Regions from separate parts of the Homo sapiens genome. Here region 2 is linked to region 1. Evidence: chromatin contacts called from ENCODE Hi-C or POLR2A ChIA-PET data. All regions are on one chromosome and are shown on one strand. The core of a region is the stretch at or near the end of the contact, and the rest is flanking DNA. Distances in the headings are between cores, read along the strand shown.

Region 1 (6,399 bases), core at 2,719-5,218:
CAGGATGGTCTCGATCTCTTGACCTCGTGATCTGCCTCGGCCTCCCAAAGTGCTGGGATTACAGGTGTGAGCCACCGTGCCCAGCCGCTGGGTACTATTATTATTTTCATTTTACAGATGAGAAAATTGGGCTGCCAGAATATAGAGCCTAGAAATATATGTAGAAGGTACTCAGTAAATATTTGATGAAAGAACGAATCCTTGAAGTTCAAAGCACTTTCATATTCATTATATAATGTGATGACAATAAGGGATGGTATTTTTCTGAGGACACCGCAGCTCAGAGATTTTAAGGAGACTCACCAAAGTTAGGGGGATAGTTAGTGGTAGGGCTGGGAACTACTTTGATCCTGGGCTGTGACCTTGTTAGTGTCATCGGTGGATTCCTATAAAAGCACATCCAAAAGGTAAGTGGCTAGGGAAATTCAGAGTCCAGGCAGTATCTGGTTTTGTATTTACCGACAGATCAGCCATTCCAGCTTTCTTCACTGCTTTGTGTAGGTCCAGATTTCTGTTTGGTCTCAATTTCTTTCTGCCTGAAGAACTTTCTTTAAAGAGTGTTGGACTTTGTTCTGGTGCACAGATCCTTTTTAGACTGCCTTTAAGCTTTTTCTAGAGCAGCCTGAGTCTAGGACCCTTTTGAATACTCTTCCTGATGTTTATGTATTACAAGGTTCTTCTACTCAGGCTGGTGGAAATGCCAGTCATTTCCAGCCCTGAGTGAGCCCCACATCCATGTGCAGATCAGTACTCAGCCTATAATTTGAGGTGACTCCTTTACAGATATCAAGAGCTATGGCTGCCTCTGATTCTCTGAACTTTTATCTCTGATCCCTCAATTCAACAAGACCCTTGAACTTGGTTTGGATTTCCTCTTTCTGCACAACAGCCTGGAGTAAGGGCAATCCTAGGGTTTGCCTTACTGGATGTTTCCTTTCTCTCAGCAATCACTGGTCTGTAGTACCTTTGTCCAGTGACTGAATACAGCTGTTTCATATATTTTGCCTGTTTATTAATTATTTGTAGTGGGAGAACAATTCCTATAGTAGTTAGTCCTTCATGGAATGGAAGTGGAAATCTGGCATCTTGTTTGAAGTTCCAAACATTAGCATCCCAGGGATACCTGTATGTCCCTGTTTCTCAAGAGCACAGATATCACCCTCTGCTTCCTTTTACTTCTTTCTATTTGATGCTCCCTATTTAAGGGAACATGGAAGTTACTGGTAGACTAAATTGCTATTTGATATGGTTTGGCTGTGTCCCCACTCAAATGTCATCTTGAATTGTAGCTCCCATAGTTCCCATGTGTTGGGGGAGGGTCCCAGTGGGAGATAATTGAATCATGGGGGTGATTTCCGCTTTCACTTGGCTCTCTAATTCTCTCTTGCCCGCCACCATGTAAGACATGCCTTTCATCTTCTGCCATGATTGTGAGGCCTCCCCAGCTATGTGGCACTGTGAGTCCACTAAACCTATTTTTTTTTTTTTAATAAATTGCCCAGTCTTGGTTATGTCTTTATCAGCAGCCAGAAAACAGACTAGTACACTATTTGAAGCAAGCAGAATATTCACTCTTGCTTGTTGAAGATGAGATGGAAAAACAGACCACCCCCTCTACAACATACACTCACTCCCATGCTGTTTCTTTTCTCACATAGCTCCTGGAATGCTGAGATGGCTTGAGAAGCCGGGGGTGTATGTGGATGTGAACTGATTATAAGCTCTGTGAGGGCAAAGCACACATCTCTTTTGTTCATCCTTATATACCAAGAATGAACAGGGGAGTGGACACCACTGCCTTCTTGAATGAATGAATGGAAATATACAAATTAGTACACACATGCAGAATTGTGAATCTGGGAGTGTGTGTTGGGGGCAGGGAGAGATTCTTAACTGCCTGTCAATTGTACCTTTTTGAGGAAAAACCAGTTTGACAGCTGTGTGAATGTGTACGTGTGGTGTGTGTGTGTATTTAGGTTGGTGAAGTATCTGGCATCACTGTCCTGGTTGCTTTTCCAGTATGAGCAAGTGCAGTTGTTAACAGCATGTTTTTCCACAAAGGGACTGGCTTTTACGTGACACTACCCAGTGAGGTGGGGCAGTGTTTTTAAGAGGAGTATCCATAAAGGCTAGTAGCCAGGTTAGCAAGAACATTTGTCACAGCTCTGCTTGCTGGTGATGAGTAGGAGGAGAACCAGTGAAGACTGGCTGTCCTGGTTGATAATTTTTGTGGAATGGAAAGTGGCACCTGTAAGATAACTGATGATCTCAGGGAAGGGAAAAGGACGGGGGGGCCAGGGGAAAGGTGATGTATGTAGAAATCATGAAATGAATGTATAGGAGTTAAGCATTTTTTCTACTGTGTCTTCACGTGGATCAAATGCATCCTTCAAATGCAAAGACTAATTTTCCTCCCTTTGTTATTTTGGGGTCTCTTTTGATGTCATACCACCTCTTATTTTGGCATTAACTTTCATGTCCTTTGCCTTTATCATTTGTGATCAGCTGCTGTGTTTCCATTTGGTGCCCTTTTGTAATTTATACTTTCAATACTGTATTGCTTGCTTGTTTAAGTTTGGGTCAGAAGCCATGAATGTGACAGGATACAATGTATTGCTATTTCAGTAGCTTTAGAATCTTCCTTTAAGTAGCAGGACCTTGAGATTACCAAGTGAATTTATTCCTGTGGAGTCAAACTTTCTAATAAATATCCAACAAAATATTACCTAATTAGACACTTTTAGTCTTTTATATAATATTCCTAGGGCCACCACCCAGCAAGTAGATGTTCTAAAGATAAGGATAGTAATATCTACTTCTGTAGCAAAAAAAATACAATGGATTTAAGAAAATTCTAAATTATACCATTTAGGTGAAAGTGAGCACCTGGCATTCTGTCACTAAGCAATGAATTGGGGTGACATTAATGTACAGAATTGTCTCTAGTGAATGGTTTGGTAGCTTTTCCCCCATCGCCCCATTGTAAATTGATGACAAATTTAAAAGAAGAAAGTCATTGCTCATATTAGTGTTGTACAGTTGAACAGATTGTTTTCATTTTGAGGACTAACAATTGTAGAGTTGAGTGTAGTAAAGTGGAAAATTGCAGAAATGAAAGCATTCTATAAACCATTCTTTAATTACTTTCAGAGCATAGCTATTCATTGACAGTGGCCTGTGTTTCTAGAAAGACAAAATGAGACGCTGAAGAACTCATTGCTTATCTCTGATTAATTGAGATAATTAATGGACTTAAAGTGCATTGAAAGTGCCTAGCATGTTGAAGAGGGTTGATAAATTAAAGTTATTTAAATTATTTTTCAAATTTACCATTTAGCCATTTTTCTGTGTACAGTTCAAAGCATATTCACATTGTTGTGAAACATACCTTGAGAATTTTTCATCTTGCAAAACTGAAACTCCATACCCACTAAACAAAAATTCCCCATTTCCTGCTCCCCTGTCCCCTGGTAACCACCACTCTACTTTGTTTCTGTGTATTTGAGTACTTTAGATACCTCATATAAATGGAATCATACGGTATTTGTCTTTTTGTGTCTGGCTTATTTCACTCAGCATAATGTCTTCAACATTTACCCATGTAGCATGTGACAAGTTTTCCTTCCTTTTTAAGGCTGAATAATATCCCATTGTATGTATATACCACATTTTATTTATTTATCTATTGATGACATTTGGGTTCCTTCCACCTCTCTGCTATTGTGAATAATGCTGTGATAAACATGGGCATGCAAATATCTGTTCAAAACCCTGCTTTTAATTCTTTTGGATATATTCCCAGAAGTATGGTTGCTGGAGCATGCAGAATTATATTATTAATTTTTTGAGAAACCACCATACTGTTTTCCATAATGGTTGTTCCACTTCATAATCCCAGCAACTGTACAGGGTTCCAGTTTCTCCACATCCTTGCCAACGCTTGTTATTTTCTGGTTTTTTGTTTTGATAGTAGTCATCTTAATGGATGTGAGAAGATATATTATTGTGGTTTTGACTTGCGTTGCTCTAATGATTAGTAATGCTGAGTGTCTTTTTATACGCATGTTGGTCATTTGTATGTCATCTTTGGAGAAATGTCTAGTCAAGTCCTTTGCTCATTTTTTAATGGAGTTATTTGGTTTTTTGTTGTTGGATTGTAGGGGTTCTGGATATTAATTCCTTAGCAGAAATAATTTTCAAATCCAATGTCATAAAATTTTTATGTATATTTTCTTTCATAAGTTTTATAGTTTGGGGTCTTATGTTTAAGTCTTTAATCCATTTTAAGTTAATTTTTATGTATGATGTAAGATAAGGGTCCAGCCTCATTCTTTTGCATGCAGATATTCAGGTTTCCCAGCACCATTTGTCGAAGAGACCCCTTTCGCCATTAAATGGTCTAGTCTCCCTTGTCAAAGATCATTTAATCATATATTTGAGAGTTTGTTTCTGGGCTCTCTGTTCTATTCCATTGGTCTCTATGTCTGTCTTTATGCTAGTACCATGCTGTTTTGATTACTGTACTTTTGTACTGTTTTGAAATCAGAAAGTACAAGACCTCCAGCTTTGTTCTTCTTTTTCAAGATTGTTTTGGCTATTCAAAATCCTTGAGATTCCATATGCCTTCCTGGATGGATTTTTCTGTTTCTGCCAAAGATGCCGTTGGGATTTTGATAGGGATTGCTTTCAATCTGTAGATTGCTTTAGATAGTGTTGTCATCGTAACAATATTGTCTTCCAGTCTATGAATATGGGATGTTATTTGTATCTTCTTTAATTACTTTCAGAAATGTTTTTTAGTTTTCAGTGTACAAGCTTTTCACCTTCTTGGTTGAAAGTTAATTTAATTTTTAAAAAGACTAGTTTTACAAACAAATAATAGCTAAACCACTCTAAACTTTCAGCGACAGGTTGATAATTAAGGAGAAAAAATGTAATCCAAGCTCATGTTAAAAAAAAAAAACAAGGAATTACAATGAAAGCAATTTCCATTTCCTTCTCTAGAAGGAGCCACTCTTAATGGGTTTTGGTATCTTATTTTATCACATGCTCAATAATTTCTTTGCATGTTTAAACAAGTATATCCATTTTACATTTATCATATACCATGTTGTGCAACTTGGATGGTTATTTAATATTGTTACTCCTTTAACATACCAGAAAAGATTTTTTAATTGAGTGTACCCTAAATCATTTAAGCAGTACTGTATTGAAAGCTTCCCGTATTTAGCCACTGATGACTTTTGCCTGTTTAACAATATTCCTCAGAATCTGAAGTCTAAATATTAACTTCTGTCCAAATACTCTGGCTTGGTAAGTGAGTAGGAGTAATAATTTAAAATAGAACTTTCCATGTTATTTCACTTAGAAAAAATTTTGCAAGAGAGGCAGTCTCTTTAGTGTTTAGTTGTCTTGAATTATCCAATAAAGCAATTAGTGTTCACACCTAATTATTTAGAAAATTACAGAGTTGGGTGGAGAGGACATGTTGGGTAGTATCAGCTTCCTTCACATTTCCCTCTTGATGACTGTGGAATGATGTTTTGTTTTGTTTTGTTTTGTTTTGTTTTGTTTTGTTTTGTTTTGTTTGACTCAGGCTTAAGTAAAGAGTGTAGTAATCCACTTACAGTAATTAAAATTCAGTAAAGATCTTTCTTTGCTTATTGTTTGTCTCCTGCAGCTTCAGAAGTGTTTGTTTAGCTATGTGAATAACTTCCCAAGGATATTTAGCACATGGAGAGGAATCCCCAGTGAGAAAACACACTCTTTCTTGCCGCCGCTGGTAATTTCTGTTTTGGTTGATGATTAGCTTTGTTTAATGAAAAGAGATTATATATGTGACCAGTTTACACACTCAACACATGTGCTTTTGTGTTCTTGGCTGCTAGTCTTATAATTTCCTCTACCCCTTCTCCATCCTCAAGGTCTGTGCATTATTTTTATTTTGTATAGGGCAAGCAGGTTTAAAGTGCAGATTAAAAGGAAACTCCTTTGTTTTCCTGAGAGTCCATCCCTCATTTTTTTGTTTTGTTTTGAGATGGAGTCTCGCTCTGTCGCCCAGGCTGGAGTGCAGTGGTGCGATCTCGGCTCACTGCAACTTCCGCCTGCCTCCCGGGTTCACGCCATTCTCCTGCCTCAGCCTCCCAAGTAGCTGGGACTACAGGCGCCCACCACCACGCCCGGCTAATTTTTTGTATTTTTGGTAGAGACGGGGTTTCACCGTGTTAGCCAGGATGGTCTCGATCTCCTGACCTCGTGATCCGTCTGCCTCGGCCTCCGAAAGTGCTGGGATTACAGGCGTGAGCCACCGCGCCTGGCCCATCCCTCAGTTTTGTACTTCTTCAAGGCTCTACTTTTGTGTGGCTTCCTCTTACCTGGAAATGACATCATTACCCAGTT
Region 2 (6,399 bases), core at 2,219-4,718, 96 kb before region 1:
CCTGTTGATATTTGGGATATGTCCCTTCAGTCTGTGGTGTGTGTGTGTGTGTGCGTGTGTGTGTGTCTGCATGTGCTTGTGACACTATTAATACATACACTCTTAAAGAGAAAAAGATGTGTTTAGTAAATTACAATCATACTCTACATTGTACTTTCTAGCTTGTATTTTTCACTTAATAGATAATATCAACTTTTTTAAAAAATAATCTTTGAGGACTTTTTGGTGGCTGCCATATTAATATGCTAATTGTACATAATATTATTTAATCAATCCCATCTTGTTAGATATTTAGGTTATTCTCAACTATTTGTTATTAAAAAAACAACGTGTATTAAATATCTTTAAATATGAATCTGTGTTTCTAATTGATTACATGATTAAGATAAGTTTTGGTTACTGAAATCACTGAATGAAAGGATATGAATATTCTAGGCTCTTAATATATATTACCTGATGGCTTTCCAGAAAGGTTATACCAAATTACACTTTAGTCAGTATTGTATGAGATTATACAATTCCCTAAACTTTCTCAAATAATGCTGCTTTCCCTTTTTTCATCTTTAATATTTGATAGGTGTTTTAAAGCATTTTTAAAAATTTATTTTATTATTAATGAGCAATCTTATTGAATTGGGAATTAGGATAAGTATATGTGAATTTTTCATTGAATCTCGTATTTTTCAAACTTGAAGACAAGATCTTTTATCTCATCAAAAGAGTGTCTTAGAAGAGCAAACTTCTGGCTTATACTTAAAGAAGAAAATAGAAACTGAAAGCCCCTGAGGATACTCAGATTTCTGCCAATGGTCTAGAACAGGGATGGCAAGTTTATGCAAATATATAATGCCTTTGTTCTCCCTCCTTTCCCTCCGTTAACTGGCAGACATCACTAATTTATCATGACACTTTTTTCGCAGTGAGCCTAGATGTACTCTCAGAATTCTTCCCCACACCACTACTGCTGATATGAGCTATTATCTCTCTTAGATGGCATTTAAGATGAAACCAATTTGCCTTCCTGGCCCAGAGAGCAACCTACATTTCCACAGGAAAAGATAAATGCAGGGAACAGTACAATGTTACGTGGCTGCTAGTCTCTTCCTCTGATCTATTTCTCTCCCAAATATACATCATAGAAATGCAGTATTAGCTACACATAAATTTTTCCCATTGTATATATTCCATTAATGTATACAATGTGCTTAGGAAAGTTCTCACTCCTTTTCCATGTCCTCCTTAATTTCTGAGATACTACTCCTTGAAGATACTCAATAAATTCCTGTGGCTATCTAACAATGTAATTGTCAGGATTCTATGCTCTTAGTAAGTCTAGTTCTCTTCAAAATCCATATAAATCCTTCCTCCAAAGTTTGCCCTCACTAGCCATCATTCAGTTATGTTTATTCTCCCTTCCAATCCCTTTCTATTTTAATGTCCCCTTTTAATGCTGTTGTTACCATTCCCTAAAAAGATACCATTTCATGGGATTTGGAATGGCCATGCCTGAGGCAAGTCCATTAAATAAGCATGCAAGAGTGTGAGTGCTGTGCAAAGCATCTTTAGAGAGAGATAAAATCATTCTTACATAGACTATCTATCTTAGAGAAATGGTGCTCTTTCATTTCGCTACAAAAGAAGTGAGCAGCTGGTAAATAGTAGGTAATAAAAGCTGCACTTTCAATGAACAATAGAAAAGACCAAGGTCAGAGGAACTGATGAGGAACAGCTAGTCAGCCTTTCTTATGACGGAGCTTAGCCTGGCTCCTAGTCTTTGCCTCTCTCTTCTTCCAGTAGCCTACCTTACCTACGACCAATCCTGAGCTTAGGCAAGAAGAATTTTAAGATGTTTCTGTTCCATTTGAAATTAGTTCATCTGGCTCTGACCTTGGGCATAACTGGTCATGAAACTTCCCATGTATTCAATGTCATTGGTGTACTTAACATTTTTGAGCATCCATTATGTGCCAGACACAGCAGTAAACAAGATAGATATAATGCCTGCTAGAGGCAATACAAGGGATAGTTTCGGGAGGCCTTAGATATACCATCATCTCCATTAGCCCCTTCCTCAACACAAATAAACTCCTAGTCCTTCTTTGTTTCTGTTTTTGTTTTCTGAGACAGCGTCTCACTTTGTCACCCAGGCTGGAGTGCAGTGGCACAAACACAGCTCACTGCAGCCTTGACCTCCCCTGCCCAAGCGATCCTCCTGCCTCAAACCCCCAAGTAGCCAGGACTACAGATGTGAGCCACCATGCCTGGCTAATTTTTGTCTTTTTTGTAGAGATGAGGTTTCACCATGTTGCCCAGTCTGGTTTTGAACTCCTGAGCTCAAGCAATCCACCTGCCTTGGGCTCCCAAAGTGCTGGAATTACAGGTGTGAGCTACCGTGCCTGGCCACTCCTAGCCCTTCTTTTCACTAGATTGTTACTCAAATTCTCTCCTGTAGAGGTATCGGAACTACCACTGGTCTGATTTTTGTACTCATGGAACTTAGATTTAGTGGGTCAAGCACCAACAAGTAAGCAGTCAGTGACAACCCAGTACTGCACAAGCTCTGACTATGGCATTACATGGTGCTGTGAATACTCAAGAAGGACATCAAATCCAAGTGTCACAGAAATGACATCCAAAATGAGGCCCATGGTGGTTAATTTTGTGCAACTCGATTAGGTTAAGCAATGCCCAGATAGCTGAAAACATTATTTCTAGGTGCACCTGTCAGGGTGTTTCTGGAAGAGATTAGAATTTGAATCAGTAGAGTGAGTAGAGAAGATCTGCCCTCATCCATGTGGGTGGATATCATCTAATCCACTGAAGGCCTGAAGAGAACAAGAAGGAAGTGGAAGAGTGAATTCTCTCTCTCTTTCTTGAGCTGAGGAATCCATCTTCTCCTGCCCTTGGACATTAGTTCTCCTGGTTCTCAGGCCTTTGGATTCCAGAACTTGCAGCAGCAGCCCCCTCAGTTCTCAAGCCTTTGGCCTTGGATTTGGACTTATACCATCAGCTTCTGTGTTTCTCAGGCCTTTGAACTTGGGCCAAATTACTCCATCAGCTTTCGTGGTTCTCCAGCTTGGAGATGGAAGATGGTGGCACGTCTCAGCCTCCATAATCGCATGAACCAATTCCCATAATAAATCTCCTCTTACCGATCTATGTAATCTCTCCATCTCTCCATCCATCTAACCTATTGTTTATCTGGAGAGCACTGATAGATACAAGACCTAAAGCGCGGTATGACTTAGGTAGCAAAAGAGGCAGAGGAGAAGACTCCTAAGCAGAGGATTCAGTATCTACCAAGGTCAGAAGGAAAGAAAATATGACATATTCTAAAAACTGTTAGTTTTGGAGGGTAAATATGAGGAGTGAAGGGTAAGAGAAACAGAGTAAATCTCAAAAGACAAGGATGGGGAAGTGGGCAGGGCCAGTCCAAAGAGGGCCATAAGCCATGCTATGCAGTTTGGACTCTATCCTTAACTAGACAAATGGGAAGTGAAACCAAGTTTGAAGCAAGCAAATAAACTGATCAGTTTGTGTTTAAAAAGACCACTCCGGCCACAGAAGTGAGAATGGAGAGGAGGTAGGCAAAGCTTTTGAGGAGGAATTCATCAGGAAGCTGCCACAGAGAGTAATGTGGCTGGAGCCAGGGTAGTGGCGATGGGGAAGGGAAGAAGTACAGGGGTTGTATTAGTTTGCAAGGGCTGCAGTAACAAAGTGCCATAAATTGGGTGGCTTAAAACAACAGAAATGTACAATCTCACAGTTCTGGAAGCTGGGAGCTTGAAACTAAGATGTCGGCAGGGCTATGCTTCCTCTGACAACTCTGGGGTGAAACTTTCCTTGCCTCTTCTAGCTTCCAGTGTTTGCCAGCCATCCTTGTTTCTCCTGGGTTTGCAGGCGCACCATTCCACTCACATGGCTGTCTCCTCCCTATGTGTCTTCACATCCACATTCCCTCCAGGTGTCTGTCTCTATATCCAAATTTCTCCTTTTTATAAGGACACCAGTTATATTGAATTTGGGCTCACCCCAATGACCTCAGTTTAGCTTGATTACCCCTGTAATCTTATGCTTGACTTCTGAGGTCCTGGGGATTAGGACTCCAACATATCTTTTGGGGGGACAAAATTCAACCCATAACAGGAGTTCTTTTTTAGTCCAAGCCCCATCTTTCCCCTGATGCTCTGGGTCAGATGGATGCCTTGTCCCCTGGGCCTGAGCCCTTGTCCTCCGTGATATGGCACTGGCTGGTTCTTCACAGCCCTTCTTCCAAAGGCTAGAGATGGGATCCTTGGGACTTTCCTACTGCCACTGCTTGCCAGTTCAGCTCTCAAAATATTGTTTGTATCTGAATTCCTCAGCCAAGGCTCTGTCCAGCCCCCACAATGCCCCATTCCCAGGATGTGACATTCCTGTTGCCAATTGACTTTCCTATCAGCTGTCATCTATTTTGTAACCCACTAGATCAGTATTTCTCAAAGTGTAATCCAGAGACCACCTGCAGCAGAATCACCCTGGAGTATTGTTTAAAATGTGGTTTATTTTGATCCACATAACCCCACTGAATCAGAATCTCTCTCTAGCTGTGGGGTCTGGGAATTCATGTTTGTAACATGCTGTGCTAGTGGTTTTTGTGAACACTCCAGGTTATTCATTCTGCTTACCTGGCTTCCTCCCAGCATTGCTGCAGGGTCTGCCTCCCAGGGTTGGCACTGTGTCTGTAAGTAGGGCTCATCCCAGGCCCATCTCCCTTTCTAGTCTTTCCCATGCTGTCCTGGTTAAGTTTAACCATTCCAAATCACCAACGTGGATCTCACAACCAGAGGAGGAAGAATAGTCTTGAAATAAATTATTCTTATGAAGAAAAGACTCAAGTATTGGAATTTCACTTGACCTGATGAGGGCAGGTAATTACACACAACTGATGAAAATTCAGTGAGAATAAAGTTATTTATTGATGGGCTCTAAGAATGCCCAGAAATGAGGTGGCTCACGCCTGTAATCCCAGGAGTTTGGGAGGCCGAAGCGGGCGGATCATGAGGTCAGGAGATCGAGACTATCCTTGCTAACACAGTGAAACCCCGTCTCTACTAAAAATACAAAAAAATTAGCCAGGCGTGGTGGCAGGTGCTTCTAGTCCCAGCTACTCGGGAGGCTGAGGCAGGAGAATCGTGTGAACCTGGGAGGCAGAGCTTGCAGTGAGCCGAGATCGTGCCACTGCACTCCAGCCTGGGCGACAGAGTGAGCCTCCATCTCAAAAAAAAAAAAAAAAAAAAAAGAATGCCCAGAAAAATTTAAAACTGGATAAGGTATCAACAGGAGAATCATATAATGATTAAGTATATATATATAAAATATTATGATATATAACATTATATATATTATACATGTATAAAAACATAAAATTGATAGCAGTGATAGACTATCCAGAGCCCTGACTGCTTCCCTCAACCCTGAACATTCATCATCACTCTAATTCAAAAGAATCATAGTCTGAAAGTTCTCAATCATCTGATATTTAAACAAGGAAATATACCTTCTGATGGTTTTAAGGATTTGGAGTTTTGAGTTTGACTCCAGTATAAGTGTGTATATGATAGATAGAAGTATGCAAAAATGTTCATTTTTAAAGCTCAGTTCACACATAAATTTTTAGTTTTTCTTTGAGGGGTTGAAGTTTCAACTCTATTTAACCCCCAGAAGAGAGCAGGCGGCAATCCCAGTGCAGAAGCAGCACTCCTACGGGTGCCAATAAATATTTGATGATGTTGATCATTTTCTTGCCCAAGGCTGAGAGAGTATCATCAACGGAGGTATAGATGATCATCTCCCCAGTGGTTTGCTTTTATTTATGCATAAAACTCATCTCAGACTTTTACTTGTTAATAATGTTATATGTTGTAATGGTAGAGGGTTTTCTAAGTGCTGATGCCTACCAGTTGTAGGTAAGTAAATCCTTCAGTATGGAGAATAGAGTTGGGAAACTCCAGAACAATGCATGGGTTGACAGAATGATTGATTTCACATTTAAATCGATGGAAGAACTAACGTAATTATTCAAATGGTTTAAGCCAAAATAAACCAATTTGGTCTACAATTATATGTCCTGAATATTTTAGTTAAATTGGGCTGTTATTCATTTCATTTGCCCATTTTATAAAGATGAACCCACCATAATTACACTGTTTAAAGAAAAAGATGCTTCCATGCAATTTTAATTCACCAAACTTGCATTTCTAATAGCAACAACAAGCAGCCTATATGCAACCAACATTTGCTATGCGTTGTTAATCTGTTTTTAAGCCTACCTTCATAATTAAAAAAAAAAACCTTTCTTGATGTTTATTCTGCCTTCTTTAAACAGTTGATGCTAAGGTGAGGGTGTTTTATAGTAAT

What was found. A loop is a pair of places that touch in the nucleus more often than their neighbours do. ChIA-PET counts read pairs that join two places held with the same protein, here RNA polymerase II (POLR2A). Pooled maps may share reads with other maps.
Region 2: a loop to region 1 is called in a map of K562, with 2.0 times the contacts of the local background. The contact joins two enhancer-like sites. A Hi-C loop is called at or near these places in 1 of 168 maps with a recorded cell type or tissue (K562), 1 of 37 single-sample maps with no recorded cell type and 3 of 50 pooled maps. POLR2A ChIA-PET finds 5 or more read pairs at or near these places in 1 of 52 experiments (BJ).

What each region holds. Positions count from the first base shown.
Region 1 is chr14:59,242,768-59,249,166 of GRCh38, forward strand. All of the region lies in intron 1 of DAAM1 (dishevelled associated activator of morphogenesis 1), which reads left to right. Among named protein-coding and RNA genes, the nearest start is that of DAAM1, 57 kb to the left of the region's middle. Within about 2 kb of position 3,969, at least 2 of the 41 ENCODE cell types and tissues checked have a DNase peak (open chromatin) inside an H3K27ac peak, as active enhancers do.
Region 2 is chr14:59,147,688-59,154,086 of GRCh38, forward strand. No RefSeq gene overlaps it. Among named protein-coding and RNA genes, the nearest start is that of DAAM1, 38 kb to the right of the region's middle. Within about 2 kb of position 3,469, at least 2 of the 41 ENCODE cell types and tissues checked have a DNase peak (open chromatin) inside an H3K27ac peak, as active enhancers do.